Regions from separate parts of the Mus musculus genome. Here region 1 is linked to region 2. Evidence: chromatin loops called from intact Hi-C (ENCODE). Cell type or tissue: heart. All regions are shown on one strand.

Region 1 (5,000 bases), 300 kb after region 2:
GTCTGGCTTCTTGTTGGAGAAAGGAGGAAGGGAAAAGGAAAGAGAGTGAGCGCTTCTGTACTCCATGACCAGTATTTGCTGGCTCAGGAAGCCCTGGGCCCTTCAGATGGCCAATAGGTCTGGGGATTAGAAAACAGTTTCCAGTGTGGTGGTGCACGCCTTTAAACTCAGCTCTTGGGGGGCAGAGGGGCAGAGGCAGGCGGATCTCTGTGAGTCTGAGGCCAGCTTGGTCTACAGAGAGAGTTCCACAACAGTCAGGCGTTTACATAGTGAGACCCTGCCTCAAAAAACCAACCAACCAACCAACCAACCAACCAACCAACCAACCAACAACAAAAAGAAAAACCCTAAAGCAAGCTGTTTCTAGGCTAGGATGAGGCCGCCTGTGAAGCTGACTGGTGTAAGTTACATGTTTCCTTTAAGCCTCTGCTGTGGTGGCTCTCGCCTGTAATGCAAACACTGGGAGACAGGGAGGAGGCTGTGAGCAATTCAAGCCTAGCCTGAGCTACATAAGAAATCTTGTCTTAAACAAAACTCCAGCCTTCTGAAGACCCTGGAGGAGAGAGCTCTCCATGGTGTTCCTAGGCCGGCCTCGTAGATTCTGAGCAGTTGAAGACGCCCAAGCATCCTAAGAGCTGCAGAACAAGCCCAACATTATAGAAAGACTTATCTGAAAGAGAATTTGGGGTGTATTTTTTGTTTGAGGGAGTGAACCCCCAACAAGACTCAGAGACTATAACGATCTTAGGAAAATTAAGAAATATTTCCAGGTGGGACTGAAAAGCTCAGAGGTAACACAAAATAAAAGCAGGAATTATAATAAGCACTGTAATTTAAGTAGCACTGAACACTCAGGCTGCCTTTCACAGAAATGGCAGGTTACTCTGAGGACACTCAGGCTGCCCTTCACAGAAATGGCAGGTTACTCTGAGGGGGGACCAAGCACAGGTGGTAAGAACAGCTCCAGGCTTTGACTCCTCAGAAGGAAATGGCAAAAAGGGCTGCCCAGGGCTGGTGTGGGTCGGAGCTGCTTCCATGTTCCCTTTCTCCCCTTAGTTACCTATTAGATACGGGGGTGTGGTGGGCAGGAGACAACCTGCGTTAGTTCTCAGATCTCTAGAGTGGGGAACCACACCTGTGCAACAGGGCCAGAGATCTTCCTGCCTAGACCTGACTCAAGGAAATGCCTCCTGAAGGGTATTTTCTTAATCAGTGACTGATGGTGGGTGGGGTTACTCCTGGGCTAGTGATCCTGGGTTCTGTAAGAAATCTAGCAGAGCGAGCCACGAGGAGCAAGCCAGTGAACAGCACCCCTTCATGGCTCTGCATCAGCTCCTGTGTTCAGGTTCCTGCCCTGCTGGAGATCCTGGGCTGACTCTGCAGTGACGGATTATATGTGGACTGTGAGTCTAATGAACCTTTCCTCCCATCTTGCTTTTGGTCGTGGTGTTTCAGCACAGCAATAGAAACCCTAACTAAGACAGCCTGGGGGCTCCCCCAAAGGACAGAGCTTATTTGTGTGACCAATGAGACACTGTAGAAACAGCAGAATGTGATTTCTGAGGCTAGGCCCAAGAGGGCATGATGGCCTTTTCTGGCTGCTCTCTAGTTATGGGGAAACCCTGCTGTCATGCTTGCTACACAAGGCTCATACAGAGGCCTCCTGCCAACAGTCAGGCCCTTCCTGCAAGCCATGTATGAGAGGACCCTATGACCCCAGAAGCCTCCAGGTTGTCTCAGCCTTGGCTGACACAAAGTTGCCCTGTTATAAGGGACCCTGAGGCAGGGTTGCAGGGGCTTCCTAGTCTTCACCAGAAGTACCTGGCCTGTGACAAGTGTGGGGTCCAGTGATGGACAACAGACACACTGGGCTACGTGAGAGTGCTACAACTAGACCCAGTCCTGTCTGACCTCCAAGTCTGTGCTCCTAACCTCTATACCACACTCTACCCTGGCACAGGCTCGTGGCCACCAGTGCTGCTGACCTGGCAGTGGATGCATGAGGCTGGCAAAAAGCTGAGAAGTTTCAGGGTTCCCCTGGAAGAATCTGAAATACTTGATCATTTGCCTTTCCACATGTGAGTTGTGACAGCAGCCTCGGCACTATCTGCCCCCCATCCCAAGGGCTATGCACAGCGCGCCCTGAGCCAAGCATGCTTGTCCTTGCCCTTGCTCAACTGCTCCCTCAGGCAGTCTCCCGACCTGCCAAAGCCCTCTTCAGTTCTGTCCTCAGGGTGTGCTGTGCTAGAACACATGCTTTCACATGCAGGAGCCTTCTGGCCCTCACTGTTGCACCCTGGGTCCTGCTCCTCCTGGAGGGAGGCGAGGTGCCCCACTCCCTCTCCGTTAGCCCATCAGGGAAAGACTTTCCAAGGAGCTTACCTGGCAGAGAGCGGATGAACTCATAGACATCCTCTACATTCCATTTTGTGGGCTCGCTCGGCAGGAAGTGGTGTCCCACGCCCACAAGGTCCCTCATGTGCATGTCAGGGAGATCCAGGTCCCTCTGGCCTTGGCGCCGTCGCGAGGTGGACGAGCTGGCTGAGATGGGTGACAAGGGCTCCTCATAGCTGGAGTTATCTGAGCACCGGCTGGAGTCCTCCTGGCTGTGCGCCAGCTGCAAGGCGGCAGTAACTGAAAGGGGTACAGTGCCTGAGGGCTGCGAGCAGAGAGAGACACGGCTTCAGGACGGCAGCACAGACCGCTCCGGCGTCAAGAGGGGCAGAGACAGGCCCAGCTCCCTCTTCTTCACTCTTTCTGGAGGGGCAGCTTCTGCGTTTCTTGCTCAGAACCCTCAGTCCCTCAGCACTGCCACATACTCTGTTCCATGCGTGCCACAGAGGTCTGTTCTCCATGTGGTGTCCCACGTGACTTGGACTAGCAAGAGGGACTCCTTGGCGTGTGTATATTCTGAACTGCAGCTTTTAGCAGATTCTTAACAAGGTGCAAGACAAAGTTATTACCACCCACTGACAGCAAGACAGACAGAGGATGAAGGCCGCCATGCTAGGGTGTGAGTCTCTTTAGGACCATGTCTTTGGATCATTAATGCCTAACAGAGTTCCTGGCATGGACACTGGGAAAATATTTAATAGCTGAATACCCATGGCTCTGACAGAGACCTGCAGTCTTCACAGGGGCAGAGAGGTAGTGGGGAACAAAGGGGCTGCTGCCATGTCTCCAGCCCGACAGGGAGGGGACAGCCTGTCTGACAGGGCCAGCAGGGTGAGACCCAAGAAGTAAGAATGGCTAGCAACCCCAAGAGGGGGTAGTTCTAGGAAAAGACTACCGGAAAGGGTAAGGTCTATGTCCTCAGGCCCCGGGAGGCTGGGTATGAGACCTGTCAGAGGGGAGAGCAGAGTGCTGAGAGGAGCAGCCGCTGAACCCAGGAGCACCTGTGGGAATAGGCTGTGTGGCTCCTTACCTGCTTCTTGGTGTCCTTGGTGAGTGTGGGCAGACTGGCCTTGCTGGCCCGTCGGCGGTTGTGGGTTGTGGTCCCTGCCTTCTGCAGCTTGCTTCGGTCTGAGTGAAAAAGTCCCACTCGTTTGGTGCATCCCACATTATACCTGTCAGACAGGAGCAATCGAGTCAGAGCAGGGGCCGTGGGTGGCACAAACAGCCACTGTCTGGGAAAATCCCAGTCTGTCTACAGGTGCAAATCCTGACTCCAGGACACTGAGACTCTGGGCAGGCACTTGAGCTCTGAGCCCTTCTTGGGAGGCAGGGTGTGGTAACAGTTGCCTTCTAAAACTGGTCTCATGAAGACATGAAGGACTGCCCGTGACATGCTTAACTCCTCAGAGCATGGGTGCTTGTGGCTACCACACATTACGATGCTAGGAAACTCCTCTTTACTGTCCTGCTGGAGTTTGGCCTGATAAAGCTTGACCAAGGGGCTCTGGCTCCATCAGCACAGCCTGGGCAACGTGGCTGAAGACGGACTCCGGCGCATCACACACAACACCCCTGCATGAAACCTCAAGGGTTCTTTTCGGGCTCTGGGCTTTCAAGGTAGAGCTGCTCCTACAAAGAGCACAGGGCACGCGTGAGCCTGAAGCCCTCATCAGCTGGCTCGCCTGCGTTGTGCACAAGCGCTCCTTCATGCCTTAGTTTTCCAGCCCAGATAGAGGGCACAATTACAGACAATGCTGACAGCAGTCATGGCTGCTAACAGAGACGCTGAGACACTCCTCTGACCAGTACCAAGTCTCTCCGTCTAGCTGTCTGCCAGCCTGTTCCTTGTTTTGGGTTGAGACAAAGTCTCCTCAGGTAGCCCCTACTGTACAGTGGATTCTAACTTCATTCTTGAATCAGTCCTGCATCAGGATTTCAAGTTCTGGGATTACAGCTCTACAGCACCATGCCCACCCTTGGAGTAGCTTCTCAATAGACACAGAGGGTTTTTATCATCATCAATTTTCCAGGCTGGATAAAAGCTTGCCACGGCTCTGGGCTATGCTATCTCTGTGGATGGCTTCGCTAAGGGCGTGGCAGCCCTTGGGGCACAGCTAGTGGGCGGCTTTCTGTGCTTGGACAGCAGTGCTTTCTCTCACAGCACTCACTCCCTTCTCCTGGTTTCCTGGGCCTCGTGCACTCGCCCGGTGCACTGAATACAGTGCCTTAACCAGGCAGGCCAGGGAACGGAGGATGGATGAGCTGTACCTACAGCATCCAAGCTTTGATGACTATGGAAGAAGGACACAAGGTACAACCCCAGGGACAGGACAGGGGCAGGGCACGGCAGCAGGGCTCAGACACTCACCTCTTTGCACAAGCCATGGAACAGAAGCGCTTGGAACGCTTGAACTTGTAGGCAAAGTCCACCCGTCCACAGAGCTCACACTTGAGTTTGAGGGGAGTGCCCTCCTCTTTGGATTCTGTAAAGTATGGAAATGACTGAGTGTGGGTGAAATTGTGACAGGCTCTAGACCAGCACAGGTGCTCCCTATCCTGCCCCTTCATGTCTCTGGGGTGTGGCACCCAGAGGCATCCACTCAAAA
Region 2 (5,000 bases):
CTTTGGGTACCAGAACTGAACCCAGGTTGGTCTTCCATAAGAGTACCAAATGCTGGAGAGCCGGCTCTCTAGTCTCCTGAAGGCTCATTTAATCAGATGTTATCTGAACAGTGGCTGGGCCTCCAGCTCCTTCCTCTAGCTGCACCAGTGAGCTGCCTGCAGTGAGCTTACCTTTGCTATGATCAGCCGTGGTGAATACTTAGTTCGCCCGGCCTGGCTCACCTCTCATCTCCTAGTAGTCTCCAAGGCTACTGAGCGACCTCTCTGCCACTTGGATATCCTCCTGCTGCTGACCTATGCTCGGATTCCTGCATCTGGGTCCTCAGTTCCTGGACTTCCAGGCTCTGTCTTGCCTGGTTCAGGCTTCATTACATGTATTGCCTGGAATTTACCCCCAGTTCCTCAATTGGTTTCCTTTGGTTCAGATGGACCCAGTAGAGTTCTCATTTCCTCCCTGCCCCTTGGTTCTATTTGTGTTGTCTGTTCCTCAGAACTGCCTTGCTAGTCCCTCAGCTGTTGAGCCCTTCCTGACCCTCTGCTCTTGACTTAATCCCATGCATACGTCCTGGCTCACTGTGTGTTGTTCAACCTCTTTCTGCTGTGTCCCAGATAACGATACAGACAGCAGTACAGCAGCAGTACAACCATACAGATAACCAGTGTCACTTTTACTACCAGCCTCCCGTCTAAACCTGGACACCTTGGAGGATAAAAGGAATGCTAAGAATTGCTTTGATTCAACAAAGGTATCCATTGTTCTATTCCGGTCAAACTGGTAGGTGTGGTCACCTTGCTATCTCCAACATCACTGCAAAGAGTGATATTTGGTTCTCCTTCCATCTCGCTCATATGTCTAGGTATCCCCTGTGAGATCCTAACTAACACTATCCTCACTTTTTTTCAGACGGAAGATGGAGCCTCGGAGCTGGAGACTATGGACAACACTATCAGCTGGCAAAACCAGTATGCGAGCCCAGATATCTAAATTCTGCACTGTTTTACATGTGTTCCTCCAGTGTCATCGAACTGTTGTCTAGACATAGAACATGTGGTAGCCTGAGATGAGAAGGGACTGTAGACATGGAGGCTTATGCAGAGAAGAGGCTCAGTGTGTATCTGGTGGATGAATGATCCCTTTCCGTTAGAAATGGTGAATTTGTTCTGTTACAAAATCTGTGTGCCACCCCCAGCATCCCAGTTGTCTGTGTATTCATCCAGCCATGTATCCGATTAACATTTGTTACACACCTACTATGTGTCAGTGGAGATCCCCACTGACACACCTACTATGTGTCAATGGAGATCCCCACATCAATAGCTCTCCTAAATATATTTCCTTGCCATATTTCAAGATGGTTATTCTGAGAAACGGCCCACAAAAATATGTGCTGAAGACGTTGTTTCCATCAATCTGCATCAGCAGGAAAAAAAAAAAAAAAAAAAAAAACAGCAGGCACAGGCAGAAACTCTCTTGAAGAGTCTCTCCATCTGCCCAGGAAAGAACCTTAGACAGGAACGTCTGGGAGCACCCTTCCCACTACCCCAGGCAGAGGTGACCACAGGTGGCTGCTTTTCGAAGGGCAGGCTCTGATCGATCCCAAGGCAGCTTCATGCTGAACTTGTTTGGCTTAGGTCTTCACCTCCCTTCATCCAGGAAAGCCTCATACCCTAGTCCTTTGTGTAACACAAAATGTTTAATAAATGTCAACCAACTGACCTTTCCCTTATGACTTACACTTCTTGGCTCTTTTTGCTTGTATACGGTGTGTGTGTGTGTGTCTGAGAACTGAACCCAGGTACTAACCAACAACAGATTTTGCTTGCTTTTTCCTCTCATTGAGTGCCGGTGGAGGTCTGAGCAAGAGTCAGTTCTCTCCTTCCATTATGCGGTCTGGAGAGCCCGACTCAGGTTGTCCCCTTGACAGTGGATGCCTTTATCAGCTGAGCCATCTCGCCGCTTTGCTCTACCTACTGTTGGTTCATTGTTACATCTCCAGAGAGAGGAGAAAATATAAAGCCTCCTACACCCGCAGTGTGCTGCTGTTACAAGGATAGATAAAACACACGCCCCTCCCCCCTTCGTGGAACTTACATTCCAAGCAGAAGCCCGGTTAGCAACAGCCACACAAATAACCGTAATTACAAGTCAGAATGAACGCAAAGGAGGGAAGCTAGTGACTTAAATATTTAATGCGTTGAATAAAAACGAGAGTTAAATATTTCGTAATAAATGTAACAGGCTTTTTAATCATACAGATTTCACCCGAGCAGCAGTGGCGCTAGCTCTCCGGTTTCTGCCCAAGACGCAAGAGCAGACATGGAAGATGAGGGTCGATCTGGTTGCGTGGGGCTTGAGGGGGGCAGACCTCTTTGGAATTCTGCTCCCTCTCTAGTCTGAGTCAAATCGAAAAATTCTAAGTCAAGGGACGCTCCAGCTAGCTCAGATAAAGCCTCCAGGCAGCTCTTTAGAGCCACCGGCAGGTGGGAAGAGCAGAAGCTGGGAAGGAAAGAGGAAGCGATGTGTTTCCACACTGGTAGACTGCGGGGGCAGAGCACTTTGGGACCCGACCACGGCATTACATCCCTAGAGAGAGCACGACTCCCACCCTTCCCAGACACGCAGTGCGGGTGCGCCCCGCGGGTCCACAAGGGGAGGGGTCCACAGGTTTCCCCGGCTCCCTAGCAGCCGACACCCGCCAATCCCGCAACGCCTGGTGGCGGTGCCACGTGACTAGCTTCCCCTCGCCTCCCTCCAGGGCCTTCCAGGGAAGACCGGTATCCCCGCCATCCCCCGCCCTCCCGCTCCCGCCCCTCGCGTGCCGCAGTCGCGTGGGTGGGCGCTCCCGCCAGGCTGGGATTCCTCCGCAGTCCGCTGCATCGAAGAGGGAGGGAGGAGGGGAGAAGAGGGGGGAAGAGAGAAGGGAGGGAGGAGAGGGAAACCAGGGAATTGTAGCCGCAGCGCTCGCGGTGTTTTCCGCTAAGGTCAAGGATACCCCATTCTTTGGAGGGGATGCCTCAAAACCCTTTCTTTGCAGTCCCCCCCCCCGTCACTCCCACTGCTTCTGGCACCGGCGGGTGGGTAGGCTGCAGCATCCGTCGTTCTCTCGGACAACTACACCAGCTTCTCTGTGGGAGGGAGTGTGGGGCTTTTCTCGCTCGCGGAGATTCGCGGGCCCCGTTTCTAATATATAAAGCTTTTAGTTTAAACCCCAATAGGGACAATGGATGTATTTCGGTGGTAGAGGCCCTGGGTTTAACACCTAGGGCTGCAAAAATAAGATAAAATCGGGTAAGAATAAACACCTTGCTGGCCCGAATGCCCCCTCCGGCTCTACTAGCCCTTTCTACTGGAGATTCCAGTCTTCTGGATTGTCTCGCCTTTCCAGGAACAGCCATTATTTGAATACTGTCGACCGTGAGGCTGGGAAATTTCAGACCCAAATTTATAATAATAATAACAGCGGAAGGTGGGAACGGACCATAAAATGCCTTTTAGAAAAGGCCACACTTTCGAAAGCCTGCAGGATTGGAAGAGGAAAGATAAATATGGCCGTAGGCAGAAGCTACAAAAGTAAAAAAAAAAAAAAAAAAGTGTGACCTCTGCAGGCAGACATGCCCCTGGGCAAGAAATGTGGGTTCTGTAATACCATATTTTCTGAGGGGGGAAAAAGAGGCTACAGTTCCATGATTTTATTTGTACTCTTTCAGTGTGAACGTTTTTTGTTTGTTTGTTTTTTAATACTTTTGCGGATGAGATGCAATTACCCACAGACCCTCAGGACATGACCTCCACTTTGGGGAAGAGACTAATTCGCATTAGTAGAATACATAGAACTGTCTAAGGTGAGGGTGTGGCCTTGAACTTCCGAGAGGCAGACTAGGTGGAGTCCCGGAGAGGAGGGTGTGGCCTTTGATTTGTTCCACAGATGGCTTTAGATATTCTGAGGAAGAGTTGGCATCAAGAGGAGGCGAAGCTCAGATAATCTGCCAGCACCCGAAGGAGGTAAATTTGGGGAATGGGTGAAGATTGAGGTTACATTATAGGCGGGGAGGCAGCAGCAGGAAGCCCCCCCGGAAAGCACCTGCCTTGAGAGACTGCCCAGCAACTGTATTCCTATCCTTGAGGGGCGAGGTGAATAGCAGAGCAGGACCTCTGTGCTTTTACATGTGGGCTAGAGAGAAGGGAGGGAAAGCTAACCCTTGCCCCTCCCGTCCTTATAGTGATGAGATGCTTGGCACAGGGAGTGGAGAGGTAGAAAGATGATGTCTGTTGTCAGGAGCAACCAGGCGTTGGTCTAAGCCTGAGAGCAGTGTCAGTGGAAATGACAGCGGAGCTGTGAGCTGGGTGTGGTGGCACACACCTGTAACTCCAGCACTCAGGAAACCTAGACAAGCCGGTCAAGAGGTCTAGACCAGGGAGGGGCCAGTGAAATGGCTCAGTAGGTTAAGGTACTTACCACCAAGCCCTAATAATGATCTGAGTTCCATCTCTAGGATCCACATGGTAGAAGGAAAGAACTGACTCCTGCAAGCTGTCCTCTGATCTCCACATGCACACTGTCACACACACATATGTGACATACACATGAATGTTCTCTCTCCCTCCCTCCGTCCCTCCTCCCTCCCTCCCTCTTCCTCCACCTTTCTCTCTCTCACATACACACACAAACACATACATTAAATGCATTTGTAAGAGAGATCCAGGGCAGCTGAGCAAGGTAGGTGGACTTCTGTAACCCCAGCATTTGGGAGACAGATATATGCAGATTGTTAAAAGTTTATGGACATTCCAATCTACACTGTGAGTTCTAAGCTGGCCTGGACTGCATGGTAAGAATTTGTCTCCTGAATGCTGGGGTAAAGGCATGCCCTTTTGTTTTGCTTTTGAGGTAGAGGGAAGCAGACCTCTGAGAGTTCAAAGCCAACTTGGTCTACATGGCAAGTTCTGGGACAGCCAGGACTATACAGATCCTATCTCAAAACAAACAAACAAAACCCAG

The links. A loop is a pair of places that touch in the nucleus more often than their neighbours do. Peaks named below come from ENCODE experiments on the same cell type or tissue, not always from the same donor. Only the 100,000 strongest peaks of a DNase experiment are listed, where the experiment ranks them.
Region 1: a loop joins it to region 2, with 2.1 times the contacts of the local background. A loop is called at or near these places in 1 of 42 quality-filtered maps.

The regions. Positions count from the first base shown.
Region 1 is chr4:128,745,667-128,750,666 of GRCm38, reverse strand. It overlaps Phc2 (polyhomeotic 2), which reads right to left. Exons shown (of 15, transcript NM_001195130.1): 12 at 4,763-4,877; 13 at 3,425-3,566; 14 at 2,383-2,659. Among named protein-coding and RNA genes, the nearest start is that of A3galt2, 11 kb to the left of the region's middle. In heart, no CTCF peak of the experiment used is centred here; a DNase peak (open chromatin) is centred at 2,506.
Region 2 is chr4:129,046,814-129,051,813 of GRCm38, reverse strand. It overlaps 1700086P04Rik (a long non-coding RNA gene), which reads left to right. Exons shown (of 2, transcript XR_868180.3): 2 at 610-1,727. Among named protein-coding and RNA genes, the nearest start is that of Rnf19b, 8.8 kb to the left of the region's middle. In heart, CTCF peaks have their summits at 2,269 and 2,470; a DNase peak (open chromatin) is centred at 2,723; H3K4me3 peaks cover 2,863 bases; H3K27ac peaks cover 2,564 bases; H3K27me3 peaks cover 1,907 bases.